Regions from separate parts of the Homo sapiens genome. Here region 1 is linked to region 2. Evidence: chromatin loops called from intact Hi-C (ENCODE). Cell type or tissue: endothelial cell of umbilical vein. All regions are shown on one strand. Each heading gives the region's core, and the rest is flanking DNA. Links, peaks and the distances in the headings are about the cores only. Region 1 overlaps ACVR2A (activin A receptor type 2A). Region 2 overlaps LINC01911 (long intergenic non-protein coding RNA 1911).

Region 1 (9,381 bases), core at 739-8,738, 1.0 Mb after region 2:
ACGTGTGCATGTGTCTTTATAATAGAATGATTTATATTCCTTTGGGTATATACCCAGTAATGGGATTGCTGGGTCAAATGGTATTTCTGGTTCTAGATCCTTGAGGAATCACCACACTGTCTTCTACTATGGTTGAACTAATTTACATTCCCACCAACAATGTGAAAGTGTTCCCATTTCTCCACAGCCTCGCCAGCACCTGTTGTTTCTTGACTTTTTAATAATCAGCCATTCTGACTGTTGTGAGATGCTATCTCATTGTAGTTTTGAAGTCCGTTTTATAGATAAGAAAATTGAGGCATTCATAGATGAAGTGACTTGGCTTAGAGTCACCCTAGTGGGTGGCAAAGCCTGGGCATTTATATCCAAGGATTATTGCCCATTGATTGAATGGCTTATTTCAGTAAATAATTAAGTGGAGTCCATAAAAAAACCAAAGCAGGGGCTGGGTGTGGTGGCTCAGACCTGTAATCCCAGCACTTTAGGAGGCCGAGGTGGGTGGATCACCTGAGGTCAGGAGTTTGAGACCAGCCTGGCCAACATGGGAAAACAACATGGGGAAACCCCATCTCTACTAAAAATACAAAAATTAGCCAGGCATGGTGGTGCACACCTGTAATCCCAGCTACTTCGGAGGCTGAGGTGGGAGAATTGCTTGAACCTGGGAGGCGGAGCTTGCAGTGAGCCGAGACCATGCTACTGCACTCTAGCCTGGGTGACAGAGCAAGACTCTGTTTCAAAAAAAAAAAAAAAAGAAAAAAAAGAAAAAAAAAGCAAAGTAGGATAAAGAGATCAAAGTATATAAACTACATTTAAAATAGTTTTCATAGTGACTATATGTGGCCTTGTAGATAACCATTTTACCATCTCACAATTTATTCATGTGTAACATGGTTTATTTTCTGGTTTTTTCAGCTACACTTGCAGAATACAGATATGAAAATAAATCAAAATAAACTTCTGTAGCCAGTCATAAAACCTGATTCTTTTAAGCATCAACCCCAAAAAGAGAATGGGCATACCTACGTTTTTTTCAGACTTTTAACTCCAGTGCTGGCTACCTTGAGGTGCTCTACTTCTTAGGGAACATATCCAGAATCTTCATTTCACCTGCCTTGGCCTTTCTTTGCTTTCCTTTCAAGAGGAGTAAGATGAGAGAAACTGTAGGAAGTAGGAATTATCACAGAGGAATTTTGACGATCTAATTGGCTGGAATCATTGCTGTGCAATTGACATGTCAATACTGTTGAATCTCTTAATGTATGTCTTGCTTTCCTTAGTTCAGAAACATTGTCCTCGCATATACTGTATTATTTATAAATTCTGTTTCTATTCTGCTTGGCAGGATAGTCTTTTTAAAATTTAAAATGGTAAAATTTCTTAGAATGTAAAATAATTAGTTGATATTAAGAGGAAACAAATTCAGAATTTGTCAGTTTTCATATAGTTTGGATAGGAGGACCTTAATTCGTCTTGGTAGTCCTAAAAAGTTGTTGAGTGAGGTATCTCCACTCCCAGAAAAAAATCAGTCTCTCTCTCTCTAGATACAGAGATACAGATATTTCTTGGAATGGTTTGAATAGTAAATAAAAGAAATCTTATAACACATATCATATATACATATTTATAGTATATAAACAAAAATCTCTATTTTCTGGAAAGATTTTTTGTATTCCAGATCTGTGTATGTGTTTACTAAATATCTCCATTTATATGTCTCCAAGCACTTACCATTCACAGGTAGTGATTGTCTCTCACAAACCTGGTTCTCAGTAAATGGAACCACTGTCCATTTGGTTGCATAAGCCAGGAAACTAGGATGTCTCAACTCTGTTTTTCACCTTAACTGCTTCTCCCTAGTACTTACTCCATTTTTCAAGGGTGTTCTCCACAGGGAAATCTTCTCAGACTTTACCTGTCATTATAAGTCAGGTTTCTCTTTACAGATGTTGAAGGTACTGAATTCCTTTTTATTAGTGTGAATTGTTGATTAGTCCTTCTGTCCTGCACTGCTGCAAGCTTCATGAGAGCCTGGCTAGTCAGTGCCTGGCACAGACTAGTTACTCAGTAAAATTTGTTGGATGAATGAATGAATGAATGAATGAACTATTCTTCATTCTTTTCTGATATTTGGCAGTAGTTTTTTTTCCACCTCAGGGAGAAGCAACAAATCTTTTTCTCACCTACAAACCTAATAGCTTGATATTAATGTGCAGATTCGATTTTCACCGTTACCTACAGTTATAGTATATAATAGTCAAGCTACATTTTCTATGTTGTGAATCCAGAGTTTTGTTTGCTTTTTGCTTAGTTGTATATTTTAGTGCATTTTATTTTGCTTTATTTTTATTTTTGGAGATGAGGTATCACTCTGTCACCCAGGCGGGAATGCAGTGGCATGATCACAGCCCACTGCAGCCTCAATCTCCCAGGCTCAAGATGTCTTCCCTCCTCAGACATCCGAGTAGCTGGGACCACAGGCATATGCAACCACGCCCAGCTAATTTTTAAAAAATTTTTTTGTAGAGAAGGGATCTCCCTGTGTTGCCTAGGCTGGTCTCGAACTCCTGAGCTCAAAGATCCTCCTGCCTTGGCCTCCCAAAATGCAGAGATTATAGGTATGAGCTATCACACCTGGCCTTTAAAAAAATTTTGCTTTACCGCTCTTATTTTGTCATGTAGTTTATACATTGAGGACTGTTGCTGGTGTCTCTTGTTTGTTTATTCTAATCCTCATTTATTGAGAAGTGTATTAAGCAAACATATGTGGTTATTTTGTATTTATTCATGTACTTAAGTGAATGTATTTTTTTGTTCCGTTTTTACCCTTCATATTTTGTTGCATAGTTGATATTTTGAGGCTTGTTCTTGGTGTCAGTTTGGGTTATTTTATAGCTTATCCTAATGTTCATTTCTTGGGAAATGTATTGGGCAGAGACATACTTTTTGGTAAGATGTATGGATAGCACCTACTTGCACAGTGCTAGTATAGTGTCATCTTTATAGTGTCATCTTTATCTCTGAAAACACCTGTATTTAAACAAGATCTGAGAGATCCTTGAGCCTTTGGAAACCATAGTCTACTTATTCAGTTGGCATGTATTTCTTTCAAGGGATTAATTTTACTCTGGAGTACTGGATAAGATGTTTTGATAGTAGGATTATCTCAGCCTTTTGGATGAATTATAAATACTCTTGAATCATTATCACAGGAAGAAAATCTAGAAGGAAGAAAACTAGTTAAGCAACTGGTACAGATAAATGAGTTGTCCATTCTGTTTTGTCAGTGCTATTGTTCTCTATAGAAATATTGGAAACTGGGGAACATAGCCATCATCCATTGGAGGAATTCTCAGCCTTCCCTACCACTGGTGATCATATTTCTTTTAATTTTAAATTTAGACCCTTACCTATTTTGGGATGACTGGAAAAATGAAAATCCTGTTCTCTATCAGTGTCTGAGTGTCTTTAGAATGTGAGATGTGTGATTACTTGTTCCCAGGGCCACCTCTGCTTAACTGCTTCACCTTGATGTGCTGGGCAAGTAGGTTTGATAATATTCTGTCACTATGTTTTACTTAATTCTGATGATCTTGTTTTCCTGTCTTAGTTTCTTGCCATGGTGTATTATGGTGCACGCACATAGCCACCAGAAACATTTTTCTGTCTCACCATTATGATTCTGTCTTCCATGAAAGGGAAGTGAGGCAGTTCAGGAAATAGGAAATTCTAGAGGTTCTTAAGACAACTATCAGAAAGTCTGAGAAACTGATTTCTAGCTATATATAAATTTGTTAGGGCTGCTAGCTCGTTTTTGCTAAAGGCAATACTGCCCTCTAGTGTCGAGAAGGCAATTCCAATTTGTAAATTCCTTGTTTTATAATTTAGACTCTAGAGGCTCTTAGAAAAATAAATAATCATTATTTAAGACTTGATTTAGTTTGTTTGCAGGCATGAAGTCATTGGATCAGTTAACTTGGGATTAAACTGGAGTCAAGAATTTGTTTACCACCTATCTCTCATATCTAAGGGGTTCTTTTTGATATTACTTTCCTCTGTTTGTAAGGAAAGTGTTCCCTATCTTTATTTAAACAATGTAAAACTTTGGATCATTGCCAACTTTTAAAATACTAAACCATTATTCTCTTTCCTTCACTTTTGTAACTGATGTGTCATTTTTCATTTCATTCTGGATATGAATCGTAATTTCTTTTGCCTGTGTTTTTTCTTCACAAGCACGCCTTTCATATAATGATAGAGGTAAGATGCATTGATGTTTGTTTTATGGTTGTGGAACTTTCTGTGGATGCATACTAAACATTTTGTTCTTAGATTTTTGTTGTTGTTACTGCTTTACTGTGCATCCTCTATAATTTATATATTTATGTCATAAAGGGTTCTCCCTCACCCAGCTTTTATAATTAAAATGTGATTGATTTGACTTAGGAATGGCTTTTAGTTTTAAGAGACTGAGAGTATTTATATTTATTTAAGGTAGGATGTAGAAAAAACCGTTTTACTTGATTAGAAGTTAACACCTTAACGGCTCCATTCGCCTCAAAAACCTTGTATTGGTTAATTTTTATATGTCATTAGCTTAAATGTCAGCATGTGTTCATTTTTAACAGGGGTCGATTTTCTAATCCAGCCCATTGTATTTAAATGTGAAATAGATATTTTTAGATAGCTTCATCTTTGGCATCTTTAGCAAATGAACTAGCTACAGGAGTATAACTTTTGATGATATTTTGCTATCTGAGGTTTAAGCGTTTAATTAGATTAAAATTCACCCTTCAAATGGAGAACTCAGAATAAGTAAAATGATCAGAGATGACTTTGTAGCTTCCCACCTCTAATAATTTATTCCACTGTTGGTTATAGTAATGATATTGGGTAGTGGTTTGGGGGCAGGAGATTACTTTTTACCAGGTTATCATTTCAGTATGTGTTCTGAAGCTGATGTCTTCTGATACCATAATTTTTACATATAAATGAGTAAAGAAGAAATGTAATCAGAACTGTGTTTGAATGCATATCTTTTTAGTTTTGCAAAATAGCATGGATGTTGTAAGAGAACTGGAAATTTAGGGAAGTTTTTAGGAATTCTGAAATCCTTCTAGGTGCCTCTCAGCTCCCCATTGGTTTCTCTATGTAGCCAGGTAAAGCCATATTTTGTGTATGACATCAGAAATTGCTTGTCATTTTGAAATTTATGTCTACATTTGTCTTCCCAGGGGCTCATATATTTTAAAGGTATACATTTTTATTTTTAGAATCAAGTATTGATTTTTTTGTGAATAAATTACTATAATGATGCCAATTAATTGAAAATCATTTCTACTATTATAGGATGAGTGAAACTTACAGATGAATTTAAAGTTTCATTCTAGTAATTTTTTATTTAAAAAGGATTAGAGATTTTATAATCTGTCCTACAGTTATCATTTTTGAACCCAATCCTTTGTGTATTAAAGAATATTATTTAAAATTCCATTTTTGAAAAGCTCATGTCATTGCTAAAGGTTTTGAGATTCTACAGGAAGACCTTGTAGACCTTTTTGTCACCCTTTCGAAATTGACCAGTATTCTTTCTAATTGAAGCTTTTACCTTTTAAGTAATTTTGACAACAATATTTGTTCTGGCTGTTACTATACAATATTGAATAAATTATAGTAGGAGGGTGATCTAAGATTATTTCTTTCTGAAATAATGATAGCTTAGAAACTTGTTAAACAGAGCCTTGGGAATGTATGGGAACTTGAAGTATATGCATTTGGAAAACATTTAATGAACTTTTTTTTTTAATGTAGATATTAAAAATTATTTTTTCTAAAATTAATGTTATACTAAAATCATAGTTTGAATTGCTGACATATTAATTGTGGATTAAATAATCTATATCTTACAGACTGAATCATATTCATGTTGTTGATGTCCTTTAGAACAGAGAATGGGTAATGTGTAGATTAACTATAGAGACATTACCAGTGTACATAAAAGCTATTAAAAATCTTAATATTGTAATTTAGCACTGTATTCCCTCTACCTAGTTATTTTTCCTCTTCAGCTTTCAGCCATTTTCTGTATACTTTAGTTTTTAGTTTTTGGCATCCCCTCTGGTTTGAAACCTATCTCTCTACCTTTCTAACATTTTCTATTTAGTTTAAATATGTCTTTATGCAGTTATACAATAACTCTTTGCCCTTGAGGACTGAATGGTTTCCTTTCCTGTAGAAGAGTTGTTTTCAAGCTTTTTTTCTCTTGTCTCCACATTCATATAAGCAGTCTGCTCTGATCAGTAGAATTTCTCGGATAGAGGTGATCACTTGAAGAATGAGGGAGGGAGGGTGTAGTTTTTAATAAAAACTCTCTAGAGGTTCTTGTGTCCCCTCCACTGAGAATCACACTTGAGAGCCCATCCTTCCTATAAGATTTATATCTGACCTCCTTGACCCGTCACTCTGCTAAACAGAAACGTTCTTTCATGTTTTGAATGTGGGAAGGACAAGCAACTTGTAGACAAAAAAAAAAAAAAAAAAAAAAAAAAAAAGTCTGAGTTTGAAATGAGTCACAAGAAGTCTTTTGTTTTATCTTACTGTTTAAACAGGAATTCTAAAGCCATTTTATAAAGATGGTTTCATTTAGAAGAAGAAATTGCATGTTTTTCCTACATAACACCTTGCAATGTTTCTGTTGCTGAGGTTCTTTCTAGTACACAGTAAACTTTTAAAACTCCTGAGTGGCACCAGTGAGCTGAGTGATGCCTAAAGAAAGCACTAACTGTCTTTGAGGCATTAGAAGAAGAGAGAAAAAGAAAGGCAGAGAGGATGCATTGATCTGGGATCACATACCATTTCCAAGTGTCTGAGGTGCCACCCAGTGTCATCATATCAGTTGCTTTTGCCACAGAAATTTTAGTTCCTCCTCAAAATACTCATTATGCAGCCCTCCAAACCCTTCTGTTGCTTTTCTCTGGAAGCTTTCCAAAAGGCTTCCTGCATCTTGCTTTAGTTGCAGATAGGGAACTGAGAGAATGCTTTCAATGGAGGGTTGCATTCTGCTTTGATAGGATTTCCTTGTGATTTGTAGATGCTGTATTCCTATTTATATATTATGTTTGCTCTATTTTTAAAAAACTATAGCAGTGCACGTTTCTTTCATTTACCATATCCTGTTATCTACTATGATGACCACTTCTTTTCTGGATTTTTATTCGTACTTCTTTGCCAGTCAGTCAGTTCCAGAACACAAATGATTTTTTATCTCAGATCAAAGGGATGAATTGTTAATATGTTTAAAATTAGAATGAACCAGTTTGGTTAAAGAAATATTTACTTACATATTTCCTGTATGTGCTTTGTATTTGATATACCTATCTGCAATGTGTTTAAGAATGACTGCCGGTATCTCTGAGATTAATGAAGAAAAAATTTAAACAGTCACTGGAGAAAGTAATAGATCTTCAGGAGAGGTTTTTGCTGATATATAGTCATAATTTGCTGTTTCTGGCACTTTTCAAATCATCCTCCTCGAAGTACACACTGGATGAAACAAATGAAATATTGTTAGGAGTATTTCGTAGTTCACAGAAAATCTTAGTGGGGAATATTACTGAGACTGATCAGAAAGATTTTAGATCTTCTCTCCTGTGGTACATATATAGCAATAATGCTGAACATTATTATGAAACTCTGAATTCAGGTTGCCTGCCTTGTGATCACTATAGATAATTAGTAATCTAATTATGGCAACATTGAAGTTAATGTCATTCATATGTGTTTACTGTTTCTGTCAGTTGACTTTTCAGTATACTCACTTTTTTTCTCATTTTCAGAGTTGGTGTGTGTCATGTTCTGCTTATTTATAGTATTATTATTATTTATCTGTAGGACCCAGGACCACCCCCACCTTCTCCATTACTAGGTTTGAAACCACTGCAGTTATTAGAAGTGAAAGCAAGGGGAAGATTTGGTTGTGTCTGGAAAGCCCAGTTGCTTAACGAATATGTGGCTGTCAAAATATTTCCAATACAGGTATGTTTATTGCAGTTTTGTCATCTTACATACATGTTTTATGGCTAGGTCATCATAACTCAGAAATAGTCTCAAAACAGAAGCCATATGTACCAAGGTGGTTCTTTGTGATACTGGGGAAAGCAGTTAGCTCTTTTAATGCCTGCCTTTGCATCTGAGAAATGGAATTGTTAATATAACAATCATTATGTTTGTCTGGAGTGGTGGAATTAAATGAATGCATAGTAGATCTTTTGCCAGTGAAAATTCTAATAGAAATGTTAAATAAAGATAAAGATTCCAATAAACAAGTCTAATTGAGTGGTTAAATTTTAATATCCCCCTACGTTGTCAGAGAAAGCAAACAAAAAAACAAAAGAGCAGTATACTTTGTTTTAGAATTGGTATTTAGAGGTATATCACCAGACTTGACTTACTTTCATTCTACTTTGAGTGTTTAATTATTTCAGTTTTTGTTTGATGCATTTTCAGAGGCAATCGAGACTTCAAATAATTGGTTTACTGTTGAATTGTTTTTAAGGTTGGCTGGACTTCTCATAAAACTCTGATCTAATGTACCTCTGAGCTATTCTTGTGTTTTGTTTTGTTCCGTTGGTGGTATAGATTTATGATGATTCTGTCTTCCCCATCTCTTGCTTATATACCCTGGCAGCTCATGATACCCTTGGTACTGACGTCTTGGCTGGATTTGGTGTTGCAGGCTCTACCACCATACTTAGAGAGTGGATGTTTCTTTTTCCAAAGTTATCATATAAGCAGTTTCTTTGTCTTAATATACCTAGATTTTAACCTTTTTACCTCCTCTGTTCAATCTTACCTCCTCTGTTCAGTCTATAAACTGTTTACATAGAGTTTATGAACTGTATTACATTTTTTTTTGGTAGCTGTAAACCACAGTTTAGTTTTCAGAGAGAAAGTGTATTCTGTTGTGCCAAGATTCATAAATAAGATAAGGGAAGAAATTATTTCCATGTGTAAGGAAGCATAAAGCTCAGAGAAAGGCATTTGGATGATATTAACAAGCCCGACAACAGCAACAACAGTAGCTAACATTTTATTGTATGCTTTTATTGGGTCAGGTAGGGGTGTTTTACATATATGAGTACTCACTAATATGTGTACGTATATTACCCACATGTACATAAAATGCAACATATAATACAACAATTCTATAAGACAGACACTACAATGCCTTTTCTACTTAATGAGGACACTGAAGGATTATGTAACTTGCCAGAGGTTAGTGGGAGAGCCAGGATTTAAGTTTGGACAGTTTGGATGCAGAGAGTTTCTAAGGGTTTCTAACCATTATGCCATAGTGCCTCTTACTATTATTGTCTTTTAGTA
Region 2 (9,381 bases), core at 755-8,754:
TATATTAAATATTTTTTGGTCTATTCTTTCAGCAATTAGTGACCTATTATTAGGAGATCCCACTATTTTTATTGATTTATTCCAAAAGAAGAGTGGTTCCAACTTATAGTTAGTTTAAACTGCCCTTTGAAGGTATCTGAAGGGCAATCACGAGGACTCATGATTATTCTGTAAGAAAAACAAGGTCTAAACATTAAAGATCCAGGAAGCATCTGTGTTTCAGACGTAGACTGTAAAAGAGCCTCATGCAAAACTGACAGTAATGAGTTTGAAGATAATTTCCTCACAACTCAACCTAAAATGTCTTTCCATCTATATTTATCTATTTCAAATAATTAAGACCTGAATTAATTATTGTCTTAGCTTGAGATGTTATAACAAAGCACCATAGACTGGGTAGCTAATAAAAAACAGAAATTTATTGTTCACGGTTCTAGAGGCTGAAAGTGCAAGACCAGAGCACCAGCATGGATGGGTTGCAGTGAGGGCTCTCTTTTGAGCTGCAGGTGGCTGTCTTCTCATTTATCTTCACATGGTGAGAAAAGGATGAGAGAGTTCTCTGTGAACCCCTTTATAAGGATGCTGAACCCATTCATAAGGGCTCTCCCCTCAGGACCTAATTACCTCTCAAAAACCCCACCTCTTAACACCATTATATTGAGGGTTAGGATTTCAACATATTAATTTGGGGGGCTACAAAAACATTCCATCCCCAACAGATGTTAAATTGAAACATTTTTAATTCTCACTCTATGTTCTGTGCTAGGCGACAGAATTCCCTCCCTAAAGACATTTACCTCCTAATCCCCAGAATGTATGAGTCGTTATTACTTTACATGGCAAAGAATTACTTTACAGATGTGGTTAAGAATGCTGAGATGAGTATCCTGGATTATATAGGCAGGCTCAGTGTAATCATACAGGTCCTTACAGGTGAAAGAGGGATGCAAGAGAGTTAGAGGCAAAGAAGATGTGCAGAAGTTGAGTGACATGGCTGTGAGCCAAGGATGGTCAGAAGCCTTTAGAACAGGGGTGTCCAATTTTTTGGCTTCCCTGGACCATATTAGAAGGATTGTCTGGGCCCGCACATAAAATATATTAACACTAATGATAGCTGAAGAGCTTTAAAAAAAATCGCAAAAAAAAAATCTCACAATGTTTTAAGTTTACACATTTGTGTTGGGCCGCATTAAAAGCCATCCTGCACCACGTGTGCCCTGCGGGTTGGACAAGCTTGCTCTAGAAGCTGGAAAAGGCAAGGACACAATCTCCCTAGACTTTCCAGAGGGAACATAGCTCTGCTGATATTTTTAGTCCTATAAGACTCCTAACTTGTAGAGCTCTTAAGATAATATGTTTGAAACCATTAAGTTTGTAGTCATTTGTTAAGTAGTAGGAAACTGATGTCCCTTCTTTTCCTAAACAGGCCAGAGATTCTATATCTGTCCAAAGCCTCTCACAAAGGGTGTCTACAACTCCAAATTTCTTCTTCTCCTTTTTTTTTTTTTTTTTTTTTTTTTTTTTGAGGTGGAGTCTCACTCTTGTTGCACAGGCTAGAGTACAATGGCATGATCTTGGCTCATTAAAACCTCTGTCTCCCAGGTTTAAGTGATTCTCCTGCCTCAGCCTCCTGAGTAGCTGGGATTACAGGTGCCCACCACCATGCTTGGCTAATTTTTGTATTTTTAGTGGAGACGGGGTTTCATCATGTTGGCCAGGCTGGTGTCGAACTCCTGACCTCAGGTGATCCACCTGCCTCGGCCTCCCAAAGTGCTTGGATTACAGGTGTGAGCCACGGCGCCCAACCTACAACTCCAAAATTCTGTAGTTATTTCTGGTTAATTTTATAAAAGATAACCTTACTGTACTTTAGCTGTTTTGCTGTAAGTTCCCATAGTAGTAATTTTGCAATGGAAGAACTAGTCCCCAACGTATTCACCACTTATTTGTTCGCTTATCTTTTCACAGTGGCATTTGAGAATGTAAATTATGTTTGTCTTTTTCACAGCTGTATCCTTAGCACAAGTTCAGTGCCTGACATACAGTAGGTATGCCCTATTCCAGCATTTTTTTTAAGTATTAAATCTCCTTGCTTCACTCTTAAGAACACAAACAAGAGAGATGGAACATAGATTTCCTTTTCAAGTTCATAATGACCCAAGAAAAGAAGGTCTAAGTAACAATCCTGTCACTGTTCCCAAGGGCCTTCTCTTATGTCAATAATTTTTGTTAACCTAACTCAGCAGTTATCCCTCTCATGCTATGAAACTGTCTCCTCATTGGTAAAATGAGGGCAAATGAGACAAGAGCAAAATTCTAGACTTCCTGAAAATTGGGCTATGAGATAAGGGAAGGAGTTTGTGAAAGTTTTCATTTAATTTAAAGAAACAAGAGAACATGGTAAGAATTGTACCTGGATGGTTATGCAGCAACAATACTTTTTCAACATGAAACTTAACACACTTTCCAGAAAACTGCAAGTACTATACAGGTGACCCTTGAACAACACAGGTTTGAACTGTATGGGTCCACTTACTGACATTTCATCTTCCTCAGTAGTCTGCAAGGTAGACAGAACTTGGAGCTATTCATCTATAGGTGCCTCAATTTGATTATCTAGATGAGGGTATAACAGCTACAAATTTCCTCTCATATACATTTCCACAGCCCTTATCAGCTAGTCATAGGACTGAGCCCAAATGGAAATCACATTCCAGGAATAGCCCCATATGGCTTATGTGCCAGATAGGCTTGAAATCATCAAGCCATACAAACAGGCAATACTGGCTCACACTAACATTTCCACAGTGTTACTTTTTCTAACTCTTCGTGGCATCAATGGTGTTATACGTGGGTATATTGATATAAACAAATTGTACACATAACATATTGAACTCTTAGTAGTATAGATGATATGACTTATAGAAAATGCTTCAGAACTTCCAGCTTATAGAACCTATATAAAAGCCCATTTTCTCCTTCATTGACACTTAATGCAGACAAAAAGAAGTTAACTGCTTCCCCACTTCTCCAAAATTGTTATGAAGGACATTGAGATACCATGTGTTTATTATTATGAATATATTTAGGTTTAAAAAATTCATGGAGCATCATGGGATTTTCAGCTTTAATCATGAGACTGGCTTTTGCCAGGACCTTACTGAAGAACCCAACAAAACTGCCCAAGCTGATGAAAAACAACTTCTCTGGCAACAAAGCTCTTAATCTTCCAAACCACAAGTTCATAACCAGAAAAATCACAACTTGATTCTATCATAACCAGAAAAATATTTACCCTCAAATTGCTTCAATACTCCGAATTCATCAACAAAGTGTCATGTCAAACGTCTAGTTTTGCTTCCTTTATTAAAGGTTTTCCTGATGTATGAAAAGTCATTTCAATTAAAATGGAAATGAATACCTAATATATATATATTAATTACTCTCTAAAGTCTCACTGCTTCTCCATATAAACTTTAAATTTTTTTTCATAAATTCATCATAAATTTTAAGTAATGGTTATAGAAAATGAGATATTCAACATGATGGGGAAGTAGCACTCTCCTCTATCTTTAACCCTATCAGTTTGAAATTATCAGAAATATTTATATTTATTATAGCTCTTTCTCTAAACTTAGCTTTTATTTTGCAGCAAATAAAGGCACAGTATCATTTTCCTCATACCTAATGTATATCTAGTCTATTCAGCCATAGTCTTTTATTTCATCCTTGCAATGACCGTTTCATTGGAACACCTGAGAAGAAAAGTGACTCACCTCCCAGTGAGATACTATGCCAAGGTTCAAACCACCATTAACACACTGTCCCCATGGCTTTGGAGAGAAAACTAGGTCACAGTGATAATGGAAAGGAAAGAAATCGAGTAGTCAAGTCTGACTTTTCTATCAGCCTCATAGGGCTCTGAGTCAAGGTTTATGCACCAGCACTAAACCTTCTGAGAAAGCAGCTACCCATTCTGAGATGGGACTGCACGTGTTAGATGGGGTCCTTGAATGAGCAGCCACTACTACAATGACAGTGTGCAGCCAGCATCTGGGACAGCTCAGATTCCTTGCTCCATCTGTACACTGAGTCAGACTCAGGTGAAGGAGACCTAAATGATAAAGAAAGTATTCAGGGATGACAGCCAAAGGGAGGGCCAGGTCTCCTGGGAAACTTGGGGTTTAGGCCTTATGAAGACAGGTTCTTATTAACAAGAAGTCATTCTAGTTTCCTTCCTGAAGGAGGAATGTAGATTCAGATACTGACAGATTTTAATTTTCTCAAGATTACTGAGTCTACAGAACCACTTTAATGTGGCTTTTTGCCACATTTATAGCACAGAACAGGTCGGCTGTCCTCTGTTCTCGGATTTCTTTTCCTACTTGGCAATTCCATTTCCTCCTGACTCAAATGTGCTTCCTCTCTTTGGGAAGGCACAGGATGCCACTGACTCAGCACCAGAAGAATGTGTGCTTTGGGTTGTTTCGCCAACCACGGGCATGAGCTGAGTGAAAGAAGGAAGTAAAGGAAGAGGTGGGGCACCCACTGCTGGCTCAGCTTCTACCTCCTTCACTTGCAAGCTGCCTAACCTTGGGCAAATCATGCTGGTGTCTTATACCCTGTGTTTGTAGAAAATGAGAGTGGGGGAGGTGACAACATCTCGCCTTTGAAGCAGAGGTGGTTAATACTATGGGCTTCTGGAAGTCCCTTCCAAGTTAAAGTCCAAAAGTATGAAAGTAGTAATATCTAATATAATTAACTGTCTATTGTGTTCCAAGGTCCTTGTTGATCACCTTACATAAAATATCTCGATTCCTCACAAGATCCTACATGGTGGGTATCACTGGCCACATTTTTCAGAGAAAAACTCTCAGAAGAAAGTTGAATAAATTACAGTGGTTGGGTAAAGCTTTCAGTTCTTGGTGTATATGACTCCCAAATTTGTTTTCTGTCCTTTGTGCAAGGCTGTTCTTAGGTCTATGATATATACTATATGTGATCAATGTTCCCTGTAATTCTTTCAGGTTGACAGTAGCCAGCCATGTTTCATGAACAACAGCCTTTGATGGCTGAGTATGCATGAGAGGAATTTCATGTTGCAATTAAAATTATAATAAGATTAATCAGACACATATTTAATGATATGTATAACAGCTATTGTGCTACACATCATTAGGCAAAAGTGGTAAGCCATTCAAATGAATGAAAATAATTATTTTTACACTGCTGAAGCATGCATGGCTGTAATCAGACAGGAATTGAGATGAGATGAAAAAACTGTTAGAATAAAAATATAAAAATAATTGTTCTATTTATTAAATGTACTGCTAATCTCCAAGCATTATGCTAGGTATTTTATATGTGTTATCTCATTTAATCCCCCTAACAACAATATGAGAAATATATATATATTTTTAACAGATGAGGAAACTGAGGCTCAGGGAAGTTGAGAAAATTTTTCAGGGTTGTTAATCTAGTAGAGATTGGGATGAAATGCCAATATAGGAAATGTCACATAACATCATTTCTCTTATGCACTGTGCCCCTCAGCCACCTCTAAATGGAAGAACCACTCACTCATTCTTCCCTCTCATTTCACCAGGTTTGCTTTTAATAGGATGCACTGCTTTACCTTCAACTAAATTGGTGTTAGAATGCCACTGTTCATTCTGCCTGTATTACTAGTTGTAATATGTAGGTGTTATGGACTGAATGTGTCCAGAAAATTCATATATAGAAGCCCTATCTCCCAACGTGATAGTATTTGGAAGTAGGGCTCTTGGGAGGTAATTGAGTTTAGATTAGGTCCTGAAAGTGGGACCCTCATGATGGGATTACTGCCACTATAAGGAAATGAAGAAACACAAGATCTTCACCCCAGCCCTGCAGCTGTCTATAAGCCAGGAAAAAGGCTCTCACCAGGAACCAGATACGCTGGTATCTTGAACTTGGGCTTCCAGTCTCCAGAACTGTGAGAAATAAATGTCTGTTGTTTAAACCACCCAGGATATGGTATTTTGCTATAGTGTCCTGAGCCGACCAAGACAATGAGTGACTTTCTAATCTCCTGTTCCATAAACAGAACTCCATTAATTTTTTACTAGGAGGGGAAAAAGCGGGGAGGAATGTATTAGTTAGGAAAGGCTAATTTATGCTTAGGATTTTGTAACACACGGATACAAAATTTCAGTGGCTTAGAGTTACAAATTATGTTCCATGTCTATCATTGAGAAATTGAGGTTGGGAAGGCCATCTCTCCCAGCGCTGGACAAATGCTGTTCCCAACGGTTCCCAAATGGAACAGTGCCGGTTATCTTAGCAGAGCAAAGAGAGGACTGCAAAACCTTTGCTCTCTCCTCAATGCTACATGCCAGAGAAAGTGAGGTTCAGGTCAGCCAGAAACCCATTTGGGATCAGCACCCCAGTAGTTCAGCAGACAAGAAGTTTTCTTATTGATTAAAATAGACATCTGGAAATGAATAAAAATTCCAAAGAGAAACTTCACTAGCTTTGCAATTTTTCTTTGAAATCTGCTCTGACTTTACAGGTCAATTCAGGTATCACTTAACATTGTCCATTCTCTCTCCTGTCTCCATCCTTTCTTCACCACCAATGTCTAGGACTCTGAGACTAAGCAGGGAAGAGTGTTGAGATACCCTGATAGGTACATTGTAGTGCTTTGCATGTCCTCATAGACACAAACAGCATTTGTTTACAAAGTGTATTGTTCCCTTAGTGGTGGGGAATATCTATAGATTTGTGGAAACTTCTTGTATCCTAGGATATGCCCAATCACAATGCTTGTCTTGGTAAGACAGAAAACTAAATGGTCTGAAGTAGGGATAAATATTGACTTGGTTAATCTGCTGCATGCATGCACTGATATGAAAAATAAGTACCAAGGGGTTCTGAATTTATTTATGTTTCTAGATAAATAGAATACATATATTGAACTTAATACCAAGAATAAGTAGCAGTGACTAACTTCCTTTCCTGTCAGTCAGTTAAGCAATATTATTGACAATGTATGTACTGAACATTTCACAGTACAGAGGGGGTGGGTCTGAGCCAGGGATCCAAAGGCCCAAGGCATCTACCTCCAATTAGGTGATGTGATATTTCTGGACCTCAATTTCTTAATGCAAACAGTAAGAATGAATGAGATATATCTCAGGTCCTCAGGAACCATAACACAGTATTATCTCTTCTCAGGCTTAAATTACATTGCAAAAGTTTTTGTTAGTTTTGGTAGGTGAAAGCTTCCAGGAAGAGGATGAAGAGGAGGAAGGAAGAAACACTTATGTTCCCAGTCTGATAAAGGATGTCAGGTTTGCGTGAGAAAAATAATAAAGATGGTTTTGGCTTGCAAAGATTCAATGGACTAGAATCCATGCAGTATAAAGGTGGCACTGCAGAGTTAAGATGCTTTAGATTTCCCTAGGGAGTTGGGTCAGATGGACTGTTTTGGCCTCAACTTCTTTACTCCTTCCTTTGATGCATTTCTTTTGTCTAGGGAGGATGATTTAAAGAGTAGTTACTGATAGAGACAGAGTCACTAAAAGCTACTGGGAACAGGCTCTCCCAGCATTAGTAAGGTTTTACAATTCTAGTGCTGAAAAGGAATCTTTTCTATTTGAGCCTAGGTCCATGACACCAGCTGACATATCTCTCTTTGCCTTTCTCCTGCCTGCTTTATTCTAAGTTCACTCCTTTTCTTGTACCTCTGCCTCCGAATTTCCAGTACAAAGCTCTTTCTGATAATTATGTTTGCACTCCTCTGTGCCACTACTGTGACCCAACAATGAAGTGTGACCATTCTGACTTCCAGATTGCCAGCTCAAAATATCAATTCTGTTGATCTGTTTTTTCTTCTACGCTCAGAAGACCTGGAACCATGGTAGGAAGTGGGACAGGGAGCATTTGGACAAGCTGTTCAAGAACTGATCATGCTCATGTGTATGGGAAAACAGATGGAGGAAGAGAAATTCCTGAAGAGCACAAGACTGGTGGGGCAAGGAACAAGCCTACTGAGATGAGTTGCAGATTTGAAGATGGGAGAAATGGTTTCGTTGTCTACCATGTAAAAACTCATTTATGCAAGATGCTTGATATCTGAATTTCAATTTCTTCATTATCAAAATGAATATTAAAAATACTCTACTTCTTAGAGTTGTCAAAAAGATACGGAGATGTGAATAATTTGAAATTATTATCTATATGTAAAGTATTACTATATTTACTATCCTTATCAAATATTTATCCTACTGTCTAACACATTAAATGGACAAAATAGAACATTTGAAGGGTGTAGATCTTGAAAGTTTAATTTTACATAAAAAAGGCCAGAAACCTTTCCTAAGAAAAATGTACATATTGCAAAATGTAGCATATGATTTCAATGGGGCCCACAAACCTTTGAAGGCTAGCTGTGGATCTTCAGAGTGAAACAAAACAAAGTAAAATGCCCTAAGATATGAAAAGCTTACCTTTAAGTAGAAATATTCTGGGTACTTTTCTTCTTTTAAATTATCAACTTTATTGTATGATTTGTTCTATAGATTATCTATTTATTGTTCATTTCTAAACCTTAGGATTCCGAAATCTTCAGCAAAATAAATTACTCAACAGGTAACTAATAGTGTGGCTGAAGGAGGGACAGGAGTTGTTTTGATTATTTCATTTGTTTCTATGAGACCTGTTTGGAAAGCTAGGCTGGCAGAAGCACAGCATTTTTACAGATACCCCATCAACTAAAAATGCATATGTATAGAAAAAGAGAGATCACTGATATTATATATATAATACACATGCATGCATGCATATATACACATAATGTATACATATGAACATATATGCATGTGTATACATATAGATATATGAAATATAGATCTATATCTACATTATATATTATGTATTAGGAAATACAGATGTATAAAATGAAAGTATTTTAGTAAATGGCTGAATCTAGAATTCCCAAGTAAAGCTGTAATTGTCACTTCCCTCTTTATTCTGTGCAGATACTAAGGAACCATTATCAAAGGGCCAGTAATCCTTTGGCCATTTTTTTATTTTTCATTTTCTAAGGATAGCTTGTTTTGTAAGTTTCCTCTATGTTATTGGCATTATGTTACTGGAAAGCTTTTAATTCAATAAATATTTGGCAAGTATATATTGTGCCAAGAATAGAGATATTAATTTTTAGAAAGACTCAAGCATGAGACATAAACGTTTGAAAGAATGAGTCGTACTTTGGAAAGTACAATATAACAAGAGCAGTGCCTACTTTGTTTGTGCAAAAAAGGAGGTAATTAACATTACCTGAGAGGGATCAAGAGATGGCTTTTCAGAAGGTGACCTGCAACATCGATATCTGTCCTC

The links. Peaks named below come from ENCODE experiments on the same cell type or tissue, not always from the same donor. Only the 100,000 strongest peaks of a DNase experiment are listed, where the experiment ranks them.
Region 1: it touches region 2 in a loop (8-fold over the local background); 2 of 110 quality-filtered maps call a loop at or near these places.

Annotation. Positions count from the first base shown.
Region 1 is chr2:147,907,301-147,916,681 of GRCh38, forward strand. ACVR2A (activin A receptor type 2A) reads left to right here. Exons shown (of 11, transcript NM_001616.5): 5 at 7,891-8,034. Among named protein-coding and RNA genes, the nearest start is that of ACVR2A, 67 kb to the left of the region's middle. In endothelial cell of umbilical vein, for the core only: a CTCF peak has its summit at 3,842 (motif pointing left); DNase peaks (open chromatin) are centred at 3,831, 6,321, 6,561 and 6,651; H3K27ac peaks cover 258 bases.
Region 2 is chr2:146,870,038-146,879,418 of GRCh38, forward strand. LINC01911 (long intergenic non-protein coding RNA 1911) reads left to right here. Exons shown (of 7, transcript NR_187170.1): 7 at 7,885-8,183. Among named protein-coding and RNA genes, the nearest start is that of LINC01911, 37 kb to the left of the region's middle. In endothelial cell of umbilical vein, for the core only: no CTCF peak of the experiment used is centred there; a DNase peak (open chromatin) is centred at 4,454; H3K27ac peaks cover 1,479 bases.